3 separate regions of the Mus musculus genome follow, and all the other regions are linked to region 2. The links are chromatin loops, found by intact Hi-C in ENCODE. Cell type or tissue: gastrocnemius. All regions are shown on one strand.

Region 1 (8,000 bases), 69 kb before region 2:
CATTCCAAACCTTACTATATCAACATAGTGTTTGATGCTCATGTTCAAACATGGTCAGGCAAACAAGCAAAAATTTCTCCAGACTTAGGGGAAAAAAATCTGTTACTTTATACCTATAACCACAAAATTATAGGATACTATCATTAAATGCTACTTGGCTATCTATTTGTACAAATGTTCTCTGTTATTCGTATTTCCATCCATCCATCCACCCACCCATCCATCCATCCATTCTTCCCAGGTACTATCGGTAAAATAGACTCAGAAGTCCACTAGGAATTTTTCTTATTCTAATGAAATACTTAGGAAAGGAGAGAATGAAAATATAATCAAAATGCATAGGCTTCCAGATAGTGATGGCTGCTAGGCAAGGAAGTAAGTAGGAAAGGAGGCAGAGGAGACTGGAGTTGCATTATACACAGGGTAATCCATAAACATTCCCTGAAGATGACATCTGCTCACAGATCAAATGAAGAGCGGGAAGGAGCCATGTGGGGCTCTGGAGAAGGCATTCCAAATAGATGAAGAAGCAACAGTAAACAACACTGAGACTGGCAATGCCCAGTATTTAAAGAACAGAAGTACTCTCAGATATAATGATAAGAGAAAAGCAAATGACCATATATGCTGGCAAACTATAAGCCATTATTTTTTCAGTATTATTCTGATTTAGTATGTGCACAAGCACATAAGGCATGCCATGGTGTATATGTCCAAGGTCAACTTGCAGGAGTCATTTCTCTCTTTTCATCACGAGGGTCCCAGTGTCGTTGAACTCAAGACACAAGGCCTCCATACTGAGTGTGCTGTCTCTCCTCTGCTTCCATAGCATCTCTGGCTATGGTAGAGGCTATCTCACATATAATCCTTGGCTGTGGTATAGTCATTCTCACATATAAATCCCCAGTGTGCTAGGACTATGGTATATACACAAGTGACTGCCAAGTGTACAAAAATGTAGATTTAAATGTATACTATTTATTTTGTTAAATAAATTATACTTTTTTCAGTCAAGGTTTTATAAAACTGTAGCCAAAATAAGTGGTTCTTAAACTTGCATATGTCTAAAAATTAAATTGAGACACTTAGAACAATGAGAATATGGGCCTTCACCCTAAGGTGTAGTCAATGCTGAGTGGTAAAGGTCCCAAGTAAGTCCTTTTGATTAAGGTAAATGATCCAATATCACTTATTAAACTGAGCGTCCTGAAATATTTTACTAGTCTTAGATCAGCCAATGATATAATTATTGCATATAATATGGTTTAATTAATGTTTTAAAATAATGCAAAACTGGAGAATAACCATCAGTGCTTTGGTAGTAGAGGAAATCCCTTCCTTGTGAACCTCAGAAGACTGGCTACACAGGTGTCCACTGCCGTGGATCCTTCTGTTGGGGAGTGGAGCAGAGCAGAGCACGGTGTTGTTCCTCATGCCTCCTCTCTGGGTCACAGTCCGTCTGTATGCTGGGTAAAACTATTCCTGGGTTGGGCAAATTGTCTATGGTTCAGTCTCAGATCATGCCCTAATAGAGCCACCCAGGAGTGTCTTCCAAGAGGCCTATGCATGAGAGGGAGCGGTTTGGTTTTAGTTGTGTCACACACTAGATATATGAGCCTGCATAATGTACTTGATTACATGGATATCTGCTCTCTACAAAAATAAATGTGTATTTGTGAAGCTCCAATACTATAATATATGTAAAACTACTCCAGGCATTATAAAACAGTAATGAAACTTTGGATATAAAAAAGCACTAGAAAGTCTTGAGATTTTCACCTATTCCTTTTCTCACTTATCAGTCAGTGATTCCTATATTTTTCTGAAACTAAACTTAAATCTTCTCTAATAAGGTTAGAAAGCAAGTCATTGTCTTTTATAAAATTCTACCTCTGATCAACTCCTCTCCCTTTAACGAGAAAAAAAAATTGTTCTGGTTTCTTAAATGCTCTGGTTTTCTTAAACTTTTTAAGTTACTCATATTTTACAAATATAAAAGTTGAAAATATATCAGCACTGTCATAATCCTCATATTTGAATGCCAGCATCCACAATAATGCAGCCATAGCAAATAAGCATATACAAAGTGACTGGCATAGAACAAGGCAAAGAAGTGGCCCAGTGGGTAGAAACCAGCAGCCTGGCAAAGTTAGCTTCATGCAGACCAGCAGATGAGACCAAAGCTTTACCATTCACAGCTGAAGAAAGAATTACTTAAGACAAAATGAACATTAGACTAGAAACCAAAAATTTAAAGCAACATACCAATTCACTATATAAAATATATTAAAATTGCTATTATATCTTTATATACACTTTTACATCTACTTTGACAGCATATATCAAAGTAAAAAACTACAAAACCTTTGTACTATATAATTATATACATAAAGCACAATTACATATATATTTTATCTATCAAAATATGTAAAACTTCAAGAAAACAGATAACTCTGATGTATTAATGTATAATAAAAAATCTAAATTTTTACATAGTATACTTAAAATTAAGTTTTAAGCCGGGCAGTGGTGACATACGCCTTTAATTCCAGCACTTGGGAGGTAGAGGCAGGCGATTTTATGAGTTCGAGGCCTGAGTGACTGAGTGACTGAGAAACCCTGTCTCAAAAAAAAAAACCCACACACACAAAAAAATTAAGTTTTAAGCTTGTTAATACTCTGGTTTTTCTCTATTTTCCAAATACATTTGTACAGTGCTCATGTGGACATTTTAAATTATAAGTAAGTGTTACTGTAGCTGCGAATGTAAGAAAGAACGAGTATATATCCAATTTTACAAAGGATGATAGTCCAACTCTTCTGCCTATACAATTTTTTTTTAATTAGGTATTTTCCTCGTTTACATTTTCAATGCTATCCCAATACAATTTTTATCAAATGTAGAAATGCAACTTTGTGAAACTGCACATTTATTTTCCACATAGTAAATTAGTAACTGGAAAACTATTATGTTTTCCCTACTCATTTTTCATAACTGCCAATAATAATATAACTGTATAATGACAATTTTACTGCTAGAGAAAGCAGATAATTATCAAAGAGTTTAATATACATTTTCTGTTGACATTTGTTATGTATTATTCTAGTCCTAAGTCATCAATCTGTTTGTTCTTTTATCACCATAAAGCTTCCGGATGCTAAAATCGTCCAAGTAATGGGATGAAGGAAGGAGACCGAGGCAGAACTAGTTTTATTACACAGGAGGTTGTTTGCAGATTTATCATGTAGAGTTTTGAAAAATCCAGATCTTAATAATTCAAACTAAATACAAACACCATCCTAGAAGGCCAAGTGCAAATGTTGTTCCACCTCTGTGTGGAGAAGCTATAAAAGCATGGTGTAACGTCCGTGAGGATTACAACTCCTTACAACTGGGCTGCAGGGACACTAACACTGTAGGTTGTTATTGTATCAGTAAAGTAACTGAGGGAGAAGCCCCTAAAAACAACATATTTTCATGTGTCAAATTAACTTGTGGGTTTAAAAACATCAAATTTACCGTTCTCTATGTCAGGGATAACAGAGTTCAAATTCTATCTTTAAAATCATTTTTAAAACTTTGATGATAATTTGTTTCTAATATCAAATAACACCTTTTAAAAAAACACTATCAACTCTTTAGTAAGTAGAAAATAAAATTTAAGTTTATGTTTAAAAAAAAGCCAAAATATTTTAGTATATGCCCAGTAGAATAAGGTATATAAAAATCTTGAGTAACAATTTTCTATAGAGCTTTAAATTATAGTCTCAAACTCAGAAGAAAAAAAAAATTTCTGTATGATGTTTATATCTTGGTAATAAACCATGGATATGACAAATCTCTAAAGACTTCACATTCTGGAGCTGTCTCAACATAGTTCGAACACTAACCTGATACTTATTAAGATGTATAATCACAGGTGTGTATATATATATATATATATATATATATATATACATATATATATATATATATTACATAAAAGTAATTCCAATAGTTCATTTAAAAAAACACATTTTTAAAAAAATGTATGGCTGTTTTGCCTGCATCTAGGCACCGCATGTATACCTGGTGCTCATGGAAGCCAGAAATGGGCACTGGATACCCTGGGAATGGAGTTACAGACGGTTGTGAATAGTCATGTGAATGCTGGGAATGTACCCAGATTAATGTTTCAATGTTAATTGAAAGCCATCTCTCCAGACCACTTGATTTGTTTGGTTATATACTCATGTCTACCTTAGTTGCTAAGCGGCACGTGGGTGTTGCTAATGTGCAGCCATTCTCGCACTATGACTTAGGCTCTATTCTGTCAATCTGACTTAAAGTTAACCCTGTGCATTGCTTTAGTCTTTTTTTTAAAGAATTATTTAGTTTATGTATATAAATTGTAGCTGTCTTCTGGTGTTGCTGTAGTGACACCAGAAGAGGTCACTAGATCCCATTACAGATCGTTGTGAGCCACTATATAGTTGCTGGGAATTGACCTCTGGAAGAGCAGTCAGTGCTCTTAACTGCTGAGCCATCTCTCCAGCCCGACTTTGGTCTTCTGTTATGCTGCATGTGTCTCTGTAACCCTTATTGACCCCTTTCGTTTCATTAGATTATCCTTCCTACTCTTGAGTGTGTGTTATCTGCTGGAACATTCATTCTGTTAAGGACTTACATAGTTTTCTGTGACATAGTATTACTTCTGTCGGCTCATTACTACTTTAGGTAATGCTCCGTGAAAAAGCTGCTTGGGATTTAAGTTTATGTTCCAGTGCTATTTATTCCCCTAAATGTCATCATTTTTAATGCAAAATACTGAACAATCTTTCAAGGAATCTATGTCATGCTAGAGTAGAAATGCCCTGTCACAATGCTTCTTGTCAAAAATAAAGGCAAACATTTATTATAAATACTGAAAAAATTTCGTTTGTGAAGGCCTGTCATATTCTTGGGTTGATATTCATCCAGTCATCAAAAATAAAAATTTAGTCAGCTCTCACTATACAGACCAGGCTGGATTTGAACTCACAGAGATCTTCCTAGTCTGCCTCTTGAATGATAGGGATAAAGGCATGTACTACTATGTCAGGACTGAACTTCATATATTCTATCTTTAGTTCAGATTTAACTCAGTAATTAATTCCCCAAACAATTTTTTAAAAATGGTCATTAATTCTTTAAAAAATGGTTTTGATAATTTATTACTTCGAATTTTAATCTGTATTACAAGTCAAATTAAAAACATGGATTAATTGACAACTATGATTAAATATTATACTGTATACAAATACATTCTCAGCAGACATAGAGATTAATCAAATAAAAACTAAAAACTTCATGATGCGGATATTAAGTGAAATTATACAAATCCTTATAATACACTTTTGTTTGGCAAAGAAAACACACAAGCTCAGTTCTGCTATAGATTTAATAGATTGTACTATTGAACAACCAATTACTTTTGCTATTACATGGCTTAAAATATGTAAAAATAAACTTTCATTTTGTTTTACTTCTGTGGCATTGGGAATAAAAATCGAGGGCCTCAGGCACACTCTTTAAATACTAGCACTGAGCTGTACCTCTACCTCTAGAACGTCTAAAAGGGGAGAGGTTTTAAGGAAAACTATTTACTGAAGATACTATTTGGACAGTGACTGCATACTTCTCTAAGTAAAAGCAAAGCCTACCCTTTAAAAACAGACTTCAAAAACTTTTATTCAGTCTTTATGTGTAGTTAATGCTTTACTTTTTATTTTGTGACAAGAATTATATTAAATAAATACAAGCATTTCTATGGTAGCACAACATACACTCCTTAATAGCCTTAAATGACATAGCATTAAGTATTAAAAAGGATGATCTTAACTAGGAGTGGTGGCACAGACCTTTACTCCCATCAAGAGGGGGACAAAGGCAGGAGAATCTCTGTGACTTCAAGGCTACCCTGGTCTACATTTTGAGTTCCAGGAAAGCTAGGCCTACATAGAGAGACCTATCTCAAAAAAAAAACCTAGAAAACAAAACAAAGATGACCTTTAGCAAGAGGAGGAAGAAATCAGAGTGGCATGCAGTTATACAAACTGGTTAGAATTAAATATTTTGAGGCAATTTTAGAATTTTCTTACAATATTATCTTTTTAATTTTACTTTACTTTTTATTTAAAATATATATATTTAGTTACTGGGTGGAGGAGGGCTGGAGGGAGTGGTACATATACCACGGTATAGGTATAGAGGTTAGATATAACTTTCTTCTTCTACCATATGAGTTCAAGGTTTCTAGCTAAAGTGGCCAGGCTTGCCAACAAGTGCCTTGACCACCTGAGCTACCTTGCCCTATTGTAGCAACGGCTTAAATCACCACAAAATCAGTTTCTATAATTTCCCCTTTCTGTTTCTGCATGACACTTTAGAGTGTAAGGAAGGTACTTACTGGCTGAAGCCTGAGGCTGCATTCGAGGTATTCCTCCATTTGGCACTTGAAAATTGGAGTCACTTCTACTGCTTTTCACAGAGTCAACCTGTGTGCTCGATGTTCGGGATAGGTTTGGAAGACTGCGTCTAAGTTTTTCTATAACAATGAGATTTTAAATAAATAATAATAATTTTTAAAAAAAATCAAACCATTCTTTTGGATAGGTAACTTAAATATTAAGTATAATTCAAAGTAAAATACTATATTTAAACATTTCTTTTTGTATACTGTAGAAGTAACAGAAAATTATATAAAAAAAGCAAACCCAGAGGTTATAAATGGATGAAATAAAGCACCCTTAAAGAAACTGTAAGTTACATAATCAAACCTAAACAAATAAAGGCCATTCCATGAATAAAATAACGCAAACTCTTAAAAATTCCCATGTCCACTTAGCCCCGCATTTGGGCTTGAGAATCACATCAGTAGCTGAGAGATAACTAGTTTCATAAAGTTAAATTTACTTTCTTCTCATGTTTACATTAATGAAACAGTGACCATAACTACCTGTTTGAAATAAAACCATCCGGGGAAAATGTATTCTTTTTACAATAAAATATGGACACCTCTTTCCCAAGCTCTGCTGTTTTACCTTCATTTTTAACATTGCTCGTCTGTAAATCTGTGGGATGGCCTTGGAGGGAAAGGCGAGGCTGCTGCAAGCGGCTAATCATAGGCTGTGGGGACGCTCTACTGTATTCTATTCCCCGGGCAGGAGACCGTGAACGAGGTGAATTTCGAGGCGACTGCTTAGGAGATGGTCGTGGTGAATTCCGTGGGGATGGAGAAAACCTATTAAGGGCAGGGTGTACTGCATGCTGCAGACTGTCATCTTCATCATCCAAGCTCTGGGCGTCCAGCTCCTGATCACTAAAAGTGCCCCGCCTCGTAGAATTGCAAGATGAACCAGAGCTGCGGCGAGAGGTGCTGGCTGCATATTCTTGCCGGAGACCTAGCAACAACAAATGCATTACTTATTTCTTTGACTATATATTCAAACATTTAAATATTTAAAAATGAAGTAAATGATTATTATTGAGAAATTCAATTTAGGGTATAAAGAAAAATTCCTTTCTACTTCTAAAATTCTTCTATATAAAGTTGCATAAATTACATCCCAAAGTTATTTTTCATTGAATGAAAATTGTTTGCTTAACTGTTAAGACTTCTTACTCTGGGGGTCTAAGTAACAAAGTACAGCCATAAATTCAAAACAAAACAAAACAAAACAAAACGGAGTTCTACTTTAAACACAAAATCCCAAACTCGGACTGAAGGAGCACTGAGGGAGAGCCATGTAGACACTGAACAGAGTGCAGCAGTTAGCATACAAACCGTTACAGCTATAACGAGGGAAGGAATCTAGGTATGTTGTCAGCAAATCCTGCTTGCTACTGGTATCCTCTAAAGGGATCGTACAGCCAGATTCAAGCCTTCAGGCACAGAAACTGCCATCGAAGGGGCGAGCTCCGGGGTATCTTTTAAAACCATAAATCCCTGGAAAAGGAGTTCAGTGACAGAGCAAACACA
Region 2 (8,000 bases):
TGCAGCGATGTTAATACAAGAAAGACTGAGGCAAGTGTGAATGATAGCAAGCTCTTCCCAGAGCACTTTGCTCCAAGAGTTCTGCAGTCCTCACAGACGTAATGGCACCCTATCTGAGATCCAAGTATTTCTTGATGTGGAAAAATATGTGTCTCAGGGTTTTATTGCTGTGAACAGACACCATGGCCAAGGTAACTCTTTGTTTGTTTGTTTGTTTGTTTTTTCGAGACTGGCTGTCCTGGAACTCACTTTGTAGACCAGGCTGGCCTCGAACTCTGAAATCTGCCTGCCTCTGCCTCCCGAGTGCTGGGATTAAAGGCGTGCACCACCATGCCCAGCTCCAAGGTAACTCTTATAAAGACAACATTTAATTGGGGCTGGCTTACAGGTTCATAAATTTAGTCCAGTATCACCAAGGCAGGAGCATGGCAACATCCAGGCAGGCATGGTGCAGGAGGAGCTGAGAGTTCTACATCTTCATCTGCAGGCCTCTAAGAGAAGACTCACTTCCAGGCAGCTAGGACTAGGGTATTAAAGCCCACACCCACAGTGACACACCTACTCCAACAAGGCCATACCTCCTAATAGTGCCACTTGCTGGCCCAAGAATATACAAACAATCACAATATGTATATGTATAAAATATGTGCTTGCTTCAGCAAAACCCACAGTATTAAACAACAGGAAAAAACCTCCATGTAAAAAATATTCCATACCTTATTAAATTGGGACACACCTATGCTTTCTCTAATGTTCTAAAATAATTGAACGAAAGAACGCTTCTATTATTGCTAAGAAGAAGCAAAACATTAAAGGTATATACTATCATAAAGACAAATTTTATGAAAGTACAGAAGAAACTAGTGCTGAAGCCTGGCTATGATGGGATATGTTTGTAAGCACACTGGGATTAGCTAAGCCAAGAGGATCAAGAATGTGGGGTCGGCCTAGGTTACATAGCAAGCATCTTTCTCTCAAAAGCAAGCAAGCAAACAAACAAACAAAAGCATAGAATAAGTAGGAAGAAATTATACCAAAGAGCTATGATTGGGGTGATTTCTGCTTATTTTAGTGAAGATTTTATGTATGGGTATTTTGCCCCCATGGATGTCTGTATACCACGTGCGTGCAGTGCCAGAGGAGGCCAGAAGAGGGCGCCAGATTTCGGGGAACTGGAGTGACAACGATTTTGCAGGTCCTCTGAAGAGTGCAAGTGCACTTGACAGCTGAGTCATTTCTCCAATTTTTAACAAATTCATAAAAAATTTTTTTCAGGATGTGAGGGAAGGGTCTCTCCCACTGTATCTATCTCCACTTCTTAGATCAACTTTAAGGTGATAAGGTGATCTTGATAGTGCAAGATCGGCTAACCTACACAGTTCGTTTGGACTTCTGGGCCAGTTCCCTTGACAAAGTACAGCATTAACCCTGTGATGCCAGAACGAAGGCTTCAGACTTTAAATCCAGTTTCTGGGCCCTCCAGGAACTGTCTTTTTGTAATTAACAAAAAGACACCAAGCACGGTCTGAGGATGGCTATGGATAATCAGATTCTTAAGAATTGGTTATCATCAGTCAGACCACATGAAAGGGATGGGGGGAGGGGCGGATACTGTATTAAAACCTGCCAACTGCATCAGTGATCAGCAAGACTTCTTTTCAAATTCCCTTCACATGGTGCCATAGAAAGAGTTAAGAAATGTTCTATGTGTTCAGGAAGGAAAGGGGAGGAAGCCAAATGTCAAGAGATCACCTGGGATCGGGGACATACAGAATTGGGGCTGGCAGGTTAAGCAGGTCTGGGACTGAGACAGTAAACTTAATCTGTGGCTTGGTGGCTTCTGCCAAGAAGGTGGCTCATGGGAAAAAAAAAAGGGTGTGTGTGTCATTTGACCTAGATACTGGTTGGGGAAAACAAATCTATGTAGAAATAAACATAAAAAAGATGGTGGAAGGCAAGCTACTCAGTGTTGCAGAAGGGCGTACAGATGAAGAGAGAAGCCAAGGTTGTCTTTACAGACTTGCCGTGATATCATGGTTTATGAGTTACAGATGTTGGCTATGTATAGGTATGAGTTACAGATGTTGGCTATGTATAGGTATGAGTTACAGATGTTGGCTATGTATAGGTACAGTATGGATGGGCGTGGGGGTCTGTTTGGCAAGAATGCCTGGTAAGAGTGGCATCTTGGTAACAGTGAGCACGCCTCACACCAGTTTGGTGTCTAAAGTAATTGACTGAAAGGACCTGGAGCTCACTGGAGAAGTTTCCAATTCCAGGTTGCCGAGGGAGACCCAAGATAAGATAAAGATCATTTTGCAACTGAGAATAGGGAAGGTCTCAGGTCTACAGGACATGTTAAAGAGGATCCCACTTGCCAAATTTGGGACAACATTAGCACCAAAAATAAATATTAGTTGTGGATTCTAAGCCAAAGAGTAAAATGAAATATGCCATATATTGGCATGCAGAAGTGAATGAATGTGTAAGTGAGTGTCCATATTATAATAGCCTGCCAAGTAGGGAAGGTAAAAGAAACAACAGAGTCAGGAGGCAGCAGCTGCTAACAGTTGAGGAAACAGTTGGTCAAAGTTTCACTAGAGAAAGGATGCTTGTATGGTCCCAACCTGTTATCCCATCAACATACTGGGTTTGGGTTTGTTTGTTTGTTTGTTTGTTTGTTTTAACTAGGAGCCGGAAACATTATTCACTTAGCAACAGAGAAACAAAATAGTTGCTCATTAAAGAGACAAGTTGATGCTGCGTGCCTCCTGATTTTGTTCTGAGAAAAGAAAATTGAGTGAGGGATGGAGGGAATATAGATGATTGATGGATGGGCAGATAGAAAGACAGACAGAATGTTAAAGCACCATTAAGCAGTGAATCCGAGTCCTAGATGAAGAGGATATAATACCTTTAGGCTCGTGTTGTATAATTTTCTCCCCCCCTCCCATTATTTTTTTTTAGAAAGTACCATATCCTTTTAAAAAATTAGGTATTTATTTCATTTACATTTCCAATGCTATCCCAAAAGTCCCCCACATGCTCCCCCACCCACCCACTCCCACTTCTTGGCCCTGGCGTTCCCCTGTACTGGGGCATATAAAGTTTGCACAACCAATGGGCCTCTCTTTCCAGTGATGGCTGACTAGGCCATCTTTTGATACATATGCAGCTAGAGTCAAGAGCTCCGGGGTACTGGTTAGTTCATAATGTTGTTGCACCTATAGGGTTGCAGATCTCTTTAGCTCCTTGGATACTTTCTCTAGCTCCTCCATTGGGGGCCCTGTGATCCATCCAATAGCTGACTGTGAGCATCCACTTCTGTGTTTGCTAGGCCCCAGCACAGTCTCACAAGAGACAGCTATATCTGGGTCCTTTCAGCAAAAAATATAACTCTTAGAAAAACACCACTGACACAGTATGAGTGAGTAAATTGGCTAGGAGAGACAGTAAGTATTTGAGGTGTGAGATGCAAGACGCGAGACGTGAGGTGCAATCTCAGTTACCACCAGGATCCGGATCACAATCCCGGTGACATTCCGGCAGCTAGTGTCCACACCCTTCAAAGTAAAAAGTCAATACCTCGAGGTAACAGAGAGACAATGCAGTAACCTCGCCGAAAGCCAGGAAGCGCCACCTAGTGGCAAGAAGGAGACTTTACTATGGAATTCAAACTGCGGGGGCCCATTTGGGCTCCTACCAGCCAGGGCGTCAAAATCCCCAGGGTGATCTATCTTCAGCTAGCTTGATAAAGTCAAATTTACCAAGTGTCTTAATGATTACTGAAAAGTTTTTTTTTTTCCTGAGAGGATTTAGTTTTCGTTTGTTTGATTTGTTTTTTAATGCAAGAATACTTTGCAAGGCTGGGTGGTGCACAGCATCTGTCTTTAATCCCAGCATTTGAACTCAGTGAGCCTCCTGCCTCTGTCTTCCGAGTGCTGGGGTTAAGGCACCAGCCGGGCTCAGCTGCAACAAGTGTTCTTAACCACCATCTCTCTATCCCTCTCAATATTTTATTTATTTAGAGGAAAACCTTCTGAAGCAAAGATGGCAAAAAATATGTAAATAACGTAGAAAAGACCACGTATTGGACATTGATTTATTTAGTGAGTTATAGAAAGCACTGCTGTACTGCCTAGTTACCAAGCGTGACTTGCTTCTGTTCTAGGTACCCTTGCTACCTGGAACAGAAAGCCCGGGAGCCGAAACAATGGGCCATATCCTTTAACAACCTGCTGACTGCTGACTGCCACATAGGCTTCTGTAAGATCTACACTGTTCACTCCACACTGTGGGTTTAGACCAGTGTTTCTCAAGCTTCACAATGCTGAGACCCTTTAATACAGTTCTTCATGCTGTGCTGACCCCCAGCCATACAATCATTATCGTCGCTAATTCATCACTGTGATTTTACGAGTGCCATGAATTGTAATGTAAATATCTGATAGTGACCTCTGTGAAACAGTTGTCCCTAAAGGGGTCACAACCTACAGGTTGAGAACCACTGTTTTAGAGTAGAAAATGAAACTACAAATAGGACCCGATCCTGAGGGCTTTCAGGAACGATCCTGACTTCAGTCTACCCATGACATCTCTTCCTCTCCCCTCTGTGTCAGAGTGCTTATTCCAGAAAGATAGGCACTATTTAAATAGAGATGGTGAGACTAAAGGGGTAGTCCAGTGGTTAGGATCACTTGCTGTTCTTCTAGAGAACCCCGGTTCAATTCCCAGCACCCACGTGGTGGCTCACAGCTATGTTACTCCAGTTCTTCTTCTTCTTCTTCTTCTTCTTCTTCTTCTTCTTCTTCTTCTTCTTCTTCTTCTTCTTCTTCTTCTTCTTCTTCTTCTTCTTCTTTTGTTTTTGTTTGTTTGTTTGTTTGTTTTTTGGTTTTTCGAGACAGGGTTTCTCTGTGTAGCCCTGGCTGTCCTGGAACTCACTTTGTAGGACCAGGCTGGCCTCGAACTCAGAAATCTGCCTGCCTCTGCCTCTCAAGTGCTGGGATTAAAGGCGTGTGCCACCCCGGTTTACTCCAGTTCTAATCCAGTGCTTTCACCTGCCCTCTGTAAGCATGGCACACATGTGGCACGCAGGCAAAACATTCATATACATGAAATAATAAAAAAGAATTAAAAATTGACATGGTAAAGCGAGGTGTGGTGGTGCATGCTTTTAATCCTAGCACTTGGGAGTTGGGAGGCAGACAGAGCTCTGTGAGTTCCAATCCAGCTGGGGCTACAGAGTGGAACACACACACACACACAGAGAGAGAGAGAGAGAGAGAGAGAGAGAGAGAGAGAGAGAGAGAGACAGAGAGACAGAGAGACAGAGACAGAAAGAGACAGAGACAGAGCGAGAGACAGAGAGAGACAGAGAGACAGAGAGAGAGAGAAAGACAGAGACAGAGAGAGAGACAGAGACAGACAGAGACAGACAGAGACAGACAGACAGACACAGACAGACAGAGACAGAGACACGCACACACACACAGAGGAATTTTGAGATGATAGGCCAATGCTTAGGATATTTTCTGTAGATTTGGGATATTTGATAATTTTAAAAATTAGGTTATTAAAGAAAACATTAAAATTATAGAAGTATTGCAGTTTACCAGGGTGCTGGGCATGGAACCCAGGGCCTCACAGGTGCCATACAAGCACTGTAGCACAGCTAAGTCCCCTCTCACTAGTGTAACAATCGACTGAGCCACTCATGTCTATAATGATGTAAAGACGTTCATCAGATTTATCGTATGTGTTTGCATCCTAACCTGGACCCCAGGCGCTCTGTGCTTTGTGTTGCAGGATTTGAACAGATAGTTTAAATCCACAGCCCCCAAAAGCACGTTGTCCAAGACAAAGCCTGTGTGCAAGTTCAACAACAGCAACAACAACAACAACAACAACAACAGCAACAACACCTTACTGACCTGTGTAAGAGTAGAGGAATCTTGGGAAGTCCTTTCAAATCATACTGTCATTGGGCACTGAGGGATGGGAGGGTGGGCACCCAACCAAGACAATCCTGGAAACAAGCGTTCTTTGATTTTAACTGGAGTTTACCCTTACATCAGAAAGTTATCCTAGGGACAGAATTAACTTGTAAGTATGGGTGTTAGGTGTGTGGGTATGTGCCAAAGCACACTTGTGAAAGGCAGGGGACAAGCTTCAGGGACTGATTTTCTCCTTATGGGTCCTAGGGATTGAATTTAGGTCTTCCATCAGAATTGGCAGCAAGCCCCTGAGCTGTCTCTGTTGTCTAGAGTGCTTTTGTATTGTTCCTTCTTCATTGTTCTGATGTAGTAAACACTCCCCGGCTGTCCTTCCTTATATCTATGTGGGAAAGTTTCATTGGCACAAGGACACCCTTAGCTTTACAAGGTGTGGCTGGCTTTCTTCCTAATGGCTGTACCTGACACTCAACAGAAAATCGCATCCTCTCCTAGGCCAGTACTGAAAGCCTTTCCAGTCGGAGGAAAGTCAAGCTTTGAATCTTTATTGCTTCACTTTGTAATTTGCACTTGTAATTACCAGCAGGCAGAACTTGTGTTTCTATGTTTTACGGTTAGGTTTTCTTCGAAACACACCTGTTTATGTTCTTGGCCCATTTTTATAGATGTTATTTTCTCTTTCATCTGTCTGACTTCTATTTATTATGGATTTTACCATTTTCCCCTGCTGGGCATTATGAGCACTTTCTCTCACATATTATTTGGTGACTTTAATGCGCATTCGATAAACAAAATATTTGAATGCAACGTAATGAAAGTTATGGCCTCCATGTCCCCAATTAGTTTTTAATTGACCAATAAAAGTGCCACTGGCCAGTGCTGGGAAAAAGGAGGTGGGGCGGGACCCTTAGAGTTGCGCAGGCTAAGATGCAGGGAGAGAGAGAGAGAGATCATTATACTTGGGAAAGAGAGCCAGAACAGACTCAGAGCTGTAGAGAAGATCATTTAAAATATAGGCAGAAAGGGAAAGCAGCTCATAGGAGGGCTGCCTGGTAGCGCCTTGGGCAGCAAAGAGGAAGGGGGCATCACAGAAGGTAATCGGGCAGCAAAGTCAAGGTAGATTTGGAAGGTGTTCAGACAGAGTACTGGAGGGAAGGGCACGCCAGTTGCGGGAGGCTTAGAAGTGCTCAGCCATTGAGCCATTAAGTCATGTTAAGAACACTCTAATGTCTGTGTGTCTACTCTAATGTCTGTGTGTCTTTCATCCCTGGATCCAAAGAGACCCTGGGCGGGTGGCTGGAAGCACGGCCCGCCCACGAGCGTAAAGGTGGGTACCTAAAAACTGCATGCCACGTAAGTGGACAACTCAAGACTGTCGATAAGAAAATACGATTTTAGGCAAAGGTTTTCCCTGGCCAGATGGAAGAACTTCACCCCAAATCAAGGTTTCAGCACTCATCTTGATTCCTTTGGAGAGAGCAGCGGCTGAACAAGGCAGAGTGGTTTGTTTTGTTTTGTTTTCATGCTTAATTATTGCTGCTACTCACATTTGTTCGTAGGAATGGAGGGTGTGGTGTTTACATAGCATGTGTGAGGTCTTGTTTTCTACCAGCATTTTCACCCTCAAAGAGATAAGGGGCGGGGCAGAGAGAGAAGGAGAAAGAGAAGGCGAGGAGGGCTGAGGGGGGGCGGATAATTAAACTATGTTTTGGATGGAAATAGGGATCACCTATAAAAAGACAGTAAGTGGTGACTGGCATTGTTGGTAGAGATTGCCAAGGTATTTCTCCCAGCAATCTGCAAGTAGTGGGAATGCCAGCTGGGAATTTATGACACCTGGTGCCTCAAGCCTGGCTAGATGTTCAGAAATTGCTTTCCTGGGAGGATTGTGGCCACTTTTTGTATGCAACGTGAAGTAGCTCACACCCAACTCCACCTTGACAGATGCTTGAACAATGCTGACGTGGTCATTACTGCTTCCCACCAAGAAATAAATTAATAATAATAATAATAATAATAATAATAATAATAATAATAATAATAGCACAG
Region 3 (8,000 bases), 180 kb before region 2:
CCATTTGTTCTGCACCCCCACAGGCCAGTGTGGTAGAGCAGATTTCTTCCAGAGATGGGTTTGTGTCAGCCCCATCTCCGGAAATTTAGAACCAAATCGCTTGCCGGGAGATCCTTGTCTCAAGGCAGTGTTATTTATGAGATGGTCTCCTGGTCTGGCCTTCAACTGGGGAGACATAGGATGCATCATTGTAGTTTTGCTGGAGGATGGAGCCTCAGTCAATAAATCAGTCTCTCAATCTCTTCTTCCCCCGTGTTAATAACCTTTCTGCCTTGGTCTCCCTAGAAAATGTGTATCAAGATGGTGGGAAATTGTCTGGAACCCTTCCCGATGCGGTGGATAGTGGGGGTGTCTTACAAGAGCTTGCTGACGGCAGACGTTAGACGTTGCAGAAAATGAGATGGTTTTATCTTGATAGGTGACTCAATGCCACTTTATTCTAATTGGCGCCTGAAAGTGATGGAGCACAACCAAGGAGAGCCACTGCCCTTCCCGCCAGCTGGAGGCTGCTGGTCGCCACTGGTGGATTACGTGCCTGAAACAGCATCTCCTGGATTGCCTCTACACAGGTGGACTAGAGCACCATCCCTATTTTCTAACTAGCCACGTGGTGGCTGATCCCCGCCTCAGCTTCCTAGACACTGTCTGACACCGCACAGTGTAGTCGTTCTCGCTGAGACACCGCACCAAAATTAGACCTGTCCGTTAGAGACGTTAAAAGATCCAAAACTGTATTTTGGGCATTACTGAGTCCTATCCTCCTGCTGCTCCTCTGGGTGTCTGGCATAGTTACTTGACCTTTCTATGACCCAGTTACCACTTCTGAGAAAGAAGAAAAAAAAAGTAACTTCTTTGTGATCTGCACTGGTTTTGCTGTTGTTTTGCTTTAGAATTCGATTAACCTGAATTCTAGTGAGTGAAACCACCGGAAAACAATTGCTACATTCTTTCAGAATGTATCAATGCATCAAACACATACTGAACACTTACTGGTCAGTGTTGTTTGTGGTGTGGTAGGTCTGAGGATTCAAAATAAGGAAATGCAGCCCTTGACTCCAAGGAGCTCCGAGCCCTGTGCTTTATGCTAAGGCTATTGCTGTAACTATTCTCTTCGGCTGCATTTTCCCCCTCTTTTTACCCTCTAGAAAACTCTGTTTCTGTAGAATACTCGAGTCTTGGAGGCATTTGTACAGTTTCCTCTAGGTCATTCCCGCTCTGGTAAGCTGCTAACCCCGTGTCCTTCCTGTCCCAGGTGTAACATAGCCGTGATCCTGCTGACAGATCTGATCATTGACCACAGCGTGAAGGTGGAATGGGGAAGTTACCTCCACCTGCTGCTTCATGCAATTTTTATAGGTAACAAGTTCTAATTCCTCCACTTTGTACCTCCAGGACCATTTTAAGGTGGTTAGATCAGTGGTTCTCAACCTGTAGGTTGCAACCTCTTTGGGGGTTGGCGTGGGGCCAGATGTCCCTTTCGTAGGGATTGCATGTTAGATATCCTGCATATCAGATATTTACATTGTGACCCATAGAAAAATTACAGAAGTAGCAATGAAATAACATTTTGGTTGGGGTCCCCACAGCAGGAGGAACTGTATTAAAGGGGGCAGCATTAGGAAGGTTGAGGACCCCTGTTCTAAGAGGTTTTGAAGTATTGGGCATGAAACAAATGTAAAAGTTGACTTGAGAGCCAGGCAGATCTCTGTGAGTTCCAGGCTAGCCAGGTTATGAGGTGAGACCCTGTTTCAAAAAGACAAAAAAACAAAACAAAAAATAAAAAACAAAGAAAAACAAAAAAAAAAATAGTTAGCCCAATTCTCCCTAGGTATACTGTGGGCAGGTGGCCATTATAGCTGTGTGTGGGAACTTACGGCCCATTTAGAACTAAGCTGTGTAATACATAATATGGCATGACATCTCTTACATACTGTGAGCTCTCCTATCCATGGTATCTCCATGCCTGGGCTGAACACATCACAGCTTGCACACTCTCTGGGTGTGTACTCGACATACACAGACTGTTTCCCTTGTGTGTGTGTGTCTCATTGATCCCGAAAGAGTTCTGTGACCATTCCTGAGGTAGTATCCCCATTCTGATCTCAGTCATGCAGATTTGATTTGGAGTTTCCAGAGGGCGTGGGGGTCACACACTCACGCGGCACCATTGCACGTCAGGAAGCTGTGTGCAGCCAGTGGGCCCACTTCGTCATATGGGTTTTGCGACAAGCACACGGCCCTCCTAGCCGACGCTGCTTCTGTCCTGTCCTCTCCAGGGTTTGATCACTGCCACCCTGAGGTGTACGAGCACTGCAAGCGCCTGCTGCTGCACTTACTGATAGTGATGGGACCCAACAGTGACATCCGGACTGTCGCCTCTGTCCTCCTCAGGGACAAGGAATTCAATGAGCCCAGGGTGTTGACAGTCAAGCAGACGGCACACTCAGATTACACGTTCACAGGTACCGACTTGGAACGCCTTCGGGTTGGAGCCCTGCGGGAGTGAGAAGTCAGCCAAGGAGAGGTTGAACTGCGTAAACATTTCAGATGCAGTTGTATCATTTCAAGTAGCGTCTGAATCATTCATAACCAACCAAAGAATGCGTTGCAACGTGTCGTCACGTCTCCTGCTTCTAAGGCTGCCTAGCAAACAGACTTTAGGGTGGGAATATATAAGTTGAAGAAGAAGCAAAAAGTGCTTAATTTGAGACTTGTATGATGACAATTATTTCATAGTGTTCTGTGTCTGTGTTAAAGTCTGTTTTCTTGATCCTCAGAGTCCACTCACACCAATTATTATTATATTGTTATTATTATTATTCCACTCTGACTACTACAACAGTTTACAAAATAATGGCTTATTTTTTAGGAATCAAAGTACCTTTGCCTTTTTATCTACTCACATGGCAGACACAGCACTGATAACATTTTTAAACTGGCTAAAAGGCAGACTAAGGACCAGGTCCTTGGGGTAAAGAAAAAGGAAAAAACAAACAAACAACAAAAAAAAACCAATGGCAGCAAATTGTCCTTGGCCTACACACTCACACACCATACTCACATTCACACACACACACTCTCACACATCTACCTACCTACATGTGCACTTCCACCACTCCCGCAGCAGACACAAAATTAAACTAAAAAAATGTAACTTAAAAAAATTTTAAAAGCAAAAATAGAACAAGCCCTCCTGGTTTTATATGAAAGCAATTTCACTCAACATCCCAGAGCGTAATGCTTTCTAAATGTCCTTTTGCCATTTTGTGAGGCTTTAAACTTTAACAGTGTTGCCGGGCATGGTGGCGCACACCTTTAATCCCAGCACTCGGGAGGCAGAGGCAGACGGATTTCTGAGTTCGAGGCCAGCCTGGTCTACAAAGTGAGTTCCAGGACAGCCAGGGCAATACAGAGAAACCCTGTCTCAAAAAACCAAAAAAAAAAAACTTTAACAGTGTTTAGCAATTGGCTTGATATAAATATTAAATAAAAACTAAAACACAGTCTTGAAAGTAAAATGGAGCCAAGACTATAGCTTTTTTTCCTATGAAGTTGAAAATTAGTTCACATTACAGAAATGTAGCTCGCTTTAATAAAGGTGAAAACACCCCAATTGCTAGGACTTTGCCGCTGTCCGTGGTCTCCGGCAGGTGGCAGCAGAGGACCGCTCAGTGAGTGCAGCTGAACTTTAATAACTAGCTGCAAACAGCAGCATCTACCCTTAAAGCCCTGCTGTAGCTGCCGCGCCGTTGAATGAATCATGGCCGCTCCTCCGCCCACGCCCTCCTGTATCCCATGCTGTCTATGAGTAGCAACGCACAGTGCCGGTTTTATGCACACTCCCATAGTCCTGTTGTGCGTGTGTTCACGGTTGGCTTTCTCTCTCAGCAGGCATTAACGATTTTACACCCGATTACCAGCCGTCCCCTATGACCGACTCAGGGCTTAGCTCCAGTTCTACCTCCTCTAGTATCAGCTTAGGAAACAACAGCGCTGCCATTTCACACCTCCACACCACCCTCCTCGGCGAGGTGGACCTCTCAGTGGAGCAGGATGGAAAAGTCAAAACCCTCATGGAGTTCATTACCTCAAGGTAACCGGGCGGCTCTCTCCATCCCAGCATCCCCAACATCCCATGGCATCCCCAGCATCCCTGGGGCCGAGCTAGCTTCGCTTCTGTCAAATGGCACAAGCCAGGTTTAGATTTTTCTGAAACCCTGTACTTTGAAACACACAAGTTTTTATTGTACTTATACATATTGTATATATATATATATATGACTTTTGAAAAAAAATACATATGGTATGTATATGACTAGATGCCAGAGATAACACTGTTATATGGAGTCATAATAGTCTAGTCAGTCAACCAGCAAATACTTTTTTAGGGCCTGCTGCATTCCATAATAGATAAATAGATGCCCTATGGTGAGAGCCAAAACTTCTTTACCACTGCCAAACTCACCGTTTTCTCAAAGTCCTGATGGGTAATGCCCAGAAAAGTGATTTCTACACAGTGCTAGAGAACCTGCAAAAATTCACACTGCAGAGCCTTGAAAACCAGGCCCATGGTTATAAATTATATTTAAAAAAAAATAAAAGTGTTGGCTGGAGAGTTGGCTCCGCAGTGGCCGAGGATACAGGGTTTGCTCACAGCCCTCTGCTAACTCCAGTCCCTGGGGATCTGACTTCCTCTTCCAACCTCAAAGGGCCACAGGGATGGCATGTCTTGCATATATACACATGCCTGTGCAACACACATAAAACAATAAATAACCATTTTATATGGGTTTTGCCTGTGCGTATGTCCCTCTGATATCTACCCAGAAATTGGGAGGTTAGTTTTTGTGGGAGATCAAGTCACGAAATTATGAAATGTAATTAGGGACTAGGAAAAATGACACTGAAGGAAACTACACAGGAATCCTAAATTTTAAATTTCCCTTTTCTATAAGCAGTCCTCTCATCGGGCTAGTCTGTCACCTTCTTTGGCCATCTCTGAGCTCCAGTCCTGTCTCCCAACATTTGCTGTGGGCCCATCCTTGTCCATGTGCTTAAATAATAGGAGTAGGTTGTAGCCCGTGATCTGATGAGTTCAGCCATCTCCCACGTGTCAAGGCGAAGTAGGGGCAGCTAAGGGCAAGAGCTTATGCCAACTCTAGACAAATGAATGTCGCTGTCCCCTGTTTTCAGAAAACGAGGGCCCCTTTGGAACCATGAGGACGTTTCTTCCAAGAACCCTAGCATCAAGAGTGCTGATCAGCTCGCCACGTTCCTGAAGCACGTGGTTTCCGTCTTCAAGCAGTCAAATGCAGGTACCGTCTTTGATGAATACACCACGCCACATTTGATCTCCATACAATGTCTGTATGGCTGTGAGGCCCAGCTAGAAGATTGGAAACTAATATTCTCCTATGTACACATTTTAAGAAAGATTTTCTTGTTTAGTATGTGAATGGTAACAGATGTATTGGTAAAGAAAAACTAGTAGTTAAAAATAAGATTTCTACCCATGGCATAGTCACATGGCTGACTGTAAAATTGTATAATACAATTTAGAGTTATGAAAAATGACATTAAAGCAGTGGTTTTCAGACTTTCTGATACTGCAACCCTTTAATTCAGTTCCTCATGTTTAGTGACCTCAACCATAAAATTATTTCTATTGCTACTTCATAACTGTTGCTTTGCTACTATTGTGACTCATAAATACCTGGTATGCAAGATATCTAATATGTGACCCCCAAAGTGGTCATAACTCACAGATTGAGAATCGCTGCCTCAAAGGGAAATATACAGCAATTATACATTTTAAAATCCTTTGTATGTAAGTCAAGTTTTCTGCAATTTAAAATTTACCACATTCTGACAGTCTTGGGAAAAGCAGCATTCTATGCAGACATGGCACTTGCCTGCTAGGAATAGGTTCTGCTCCTCCTTACCTTTGGCAGTGCCTAGAGTCATTTTTGTCCTCATTGTATAGTTGGCAAAGTAACTAGGGTGTTACTAAATACTATTCACTACCTAGGAAGGACATCCCTCTTTACAGTAAACTACCTGTTCCCAACTGTCAGCATGTCCGAGGGTGAGACCTAAGACATCCTGGTCCCCAGGATCCCTTCCCTGGAGATCAGAACAAAGATCTCTCCCCAGTGCAAACACAGTGCAATCACTGTACATAATTAAACTGTGCTCTGCAGGGCACTGGTGGTAACATGATTAGCGTCTGGCTACAAGTCTCCGAGTTGTACACAGGCACCCATGGTCTCCCGTGTCTTCTCAGAAGGAATACACTTGGAGCGTCATCTCAGCGAGGTGGCCCTGCAGACGGCCCTTTCGTGTTCTTCCCGACACTATGCTGGGCGATCCTTCCAGATTTTCAGGGCACTGAAGCAGCCCCTGTCTGCAGACACACTCTCCGATGTCCTCTCCCGGCTGGTGGAGACTGTAGGGGACCCCGGAGAGGATGCACAGGTAAGGTGCTTTACTCCCTCCTTTTGGGCAGTTATCAGCTGCTCCTAGGAGTGAAGGATTCACCCTCTGCAGCCAGATCCACACAACAGCTAGTTAATTACTGATGTCAGTCAGCAGCAGGCCTAGCAGTAGGAAGCAGAGTGAAGCCTCCTGCGGACTCTTTAAGAACCTATTTAGATCCTAATTTACGCCTATTAGAAAAAGCTTTTTCAACACATACATCTGCACCCTACCTAGATCTCACTCCATTGTCACAGAGGTAGGAGTGTTAGAATGTTACATTTCAATGGGAAGAGAGACAGAGTTTCATTTTTAAAGATAAGTAAGGTATGACACTGGAGAACTCTTTTGTTTGTTCAGCTGGCCCAGTGGGTTGTTTGATTTTTGACATTGGATCTTCAGTGACAAACCAGACAAGGTCTTGGCTTTCTGGAAATTGTAGAAAGAAGGGTTTAATCTACCAGCAACAGCCCACACAGTCTTACTTAATAGTAAATGCCATGAAGTACCAAGGTATTGATTTTAAGAGCCATGGAGAAGGGAGATCCAACCCACACACAATTACCTAAGTGATGATCTCTAAGGAGAGGCTGAAGGGAGCCAGGTCCTGTGAATATCTAGGTTGAGAACATCTCAGAGAGAAAACCAGGAGTCAGAAGCACAAAGGCCCTGTGGCACGAACAATAAGTCTTTGAAAAACTAGCAAACACTGAGAGGCAGGGGCCAGACATAACCAGTTCAGAAGGCAGAAGCCCGTATAGACTCGACATCTCACTTAGTGGAAGCCTCTCCAAGGTTTTGAGAAGAGAAAAGAAAGTATATGTGATATGATTGGCTTTATTATTTTGGAGGAGGGGTGGCCTCTCGGAGCTGTCTAGGTGGCCTCCTTTGCAGGAGTTGAGGGGCCAGGTAGAGTTGGAGAGGTCTAACAGGAGGCTGTTGAAAGAGTCCAGGCTGAAGTTGTACGTTCCACTCAAAGAGACTGACTACAGGAGGTGTGGGGAGAGAAGTTAGGGTTAGGGTATATTTTAAAAGGATAATTTCAAGACTTGATGACAGGATTCAGTATGCATATAGAGATAGTAACAACGATAGTGCCAAAGACTTGTGGCCTGAGCAATTTGTGGCAATTACGATGCCATTAAAATCAGCCCACGCCATTAGCCTGAGGAGCGCTCACCAATCAGCAAAGTCATGTTGCTTAGAAGGTTAATTATTGTGTAACACAAATGTGAGGTTGAGTCTATTTTTAAATCTCCCCTGGAAGTCCATTGCCATTTAAAAAAAAAATGACAACTACAACAACAACAAAAAACCCAGAACGTAATTAATGACAGGCTGTCCTTTGCCCCTAGGGATTTGTGATTGAACTGCTTCTCACCTTGGAATCTGCAATTGATACCTTGGCTGAAACCATGAAGCACTATGACCTGCTGTCTGCCCTCTCTCAGTAAGAACTTACAACCAGGCAACCCTGAATGCTGGGCTCACCTCCCAGCCCCACCCCCAGCATCTAAACGTGACTG

What was found. A loop is a pair of places that touch in the nucleus more often than their neighbours do. Peaks named below come from ENCODE experiments on the same cell type or tissue, not always from the same donor. Only the 100,000 strongest peaks of a DNase experiment are listed, where the experiment ranks them.
Region 1: a loop joins it to region 2, with 9 times the contacts of the local background. A loop is called at or near these places in 13 of 42 quality-filtered maps.
Region 3: a loop joins it to region 2, with 4 times the contacts of the local background. A loop is called at or near these places in 10 of 42 quality-filtered maps.

What each region holds. Positions count from the first base shown.
Region 1 is chr5:72,956,715-72,964,714 of GRCm38, reverse strand. It overlaps Slain2 (SLAIN motif family, member 2), which reads right to left. Exons shown (of 8, transcript NM_001113423.2): 5 at 7,063-7,422; 6 at 6,429-6,566. Among named protein-coding and RNA genes, the nearest start is that of Slc10a4, 46 kb to the left of the region's middle. In gastrocnemius, a CTCF peak has its summit at 4,408 (motif pointing right); no DNase peak of the experiment used is centred here.
Region 2 is chr5:72,887,331-72,895,330 of GRCm38, reverse strand. No RefSeq gene overlaps it. Among named protein-coding and RNA genes, the nearest start is that of Tec, 23 kb to the right of the region's middle. In gastrocnemius, CTCF peaks have their summits at 1,119 (motif pointing right) and 3,657 (motif pointing left); a DNase peak (open chromatin) is centred at 3,656; H3K27ac peaks cover 491 bases.
Region 3 is chr5:73,067,198-73,075,197 of GRCm38, reverse strand. It overlaps Fryl (FRY like transcription coactivator), which reads left to right. Exons shown (of 63, transcript NM_028194.2): 39 at 419-569; 40 at 1,253-1,356; 41 at 2,277-2,462; 42 at 3,889-4,093; 43 at 5,194-5,315; 44 at 6,284-6,474; 45 at 7,830-7,924. Among named protein-coding and RNA genes, the nearest start is that of Slc10a4, 64 kb to the right of the region's middle. In gastrocnemius, a CTCF peak has its summit at 3,630 (motif pointing right); DNase peaks (open chromatin) are centred at 1,454 and 3,664.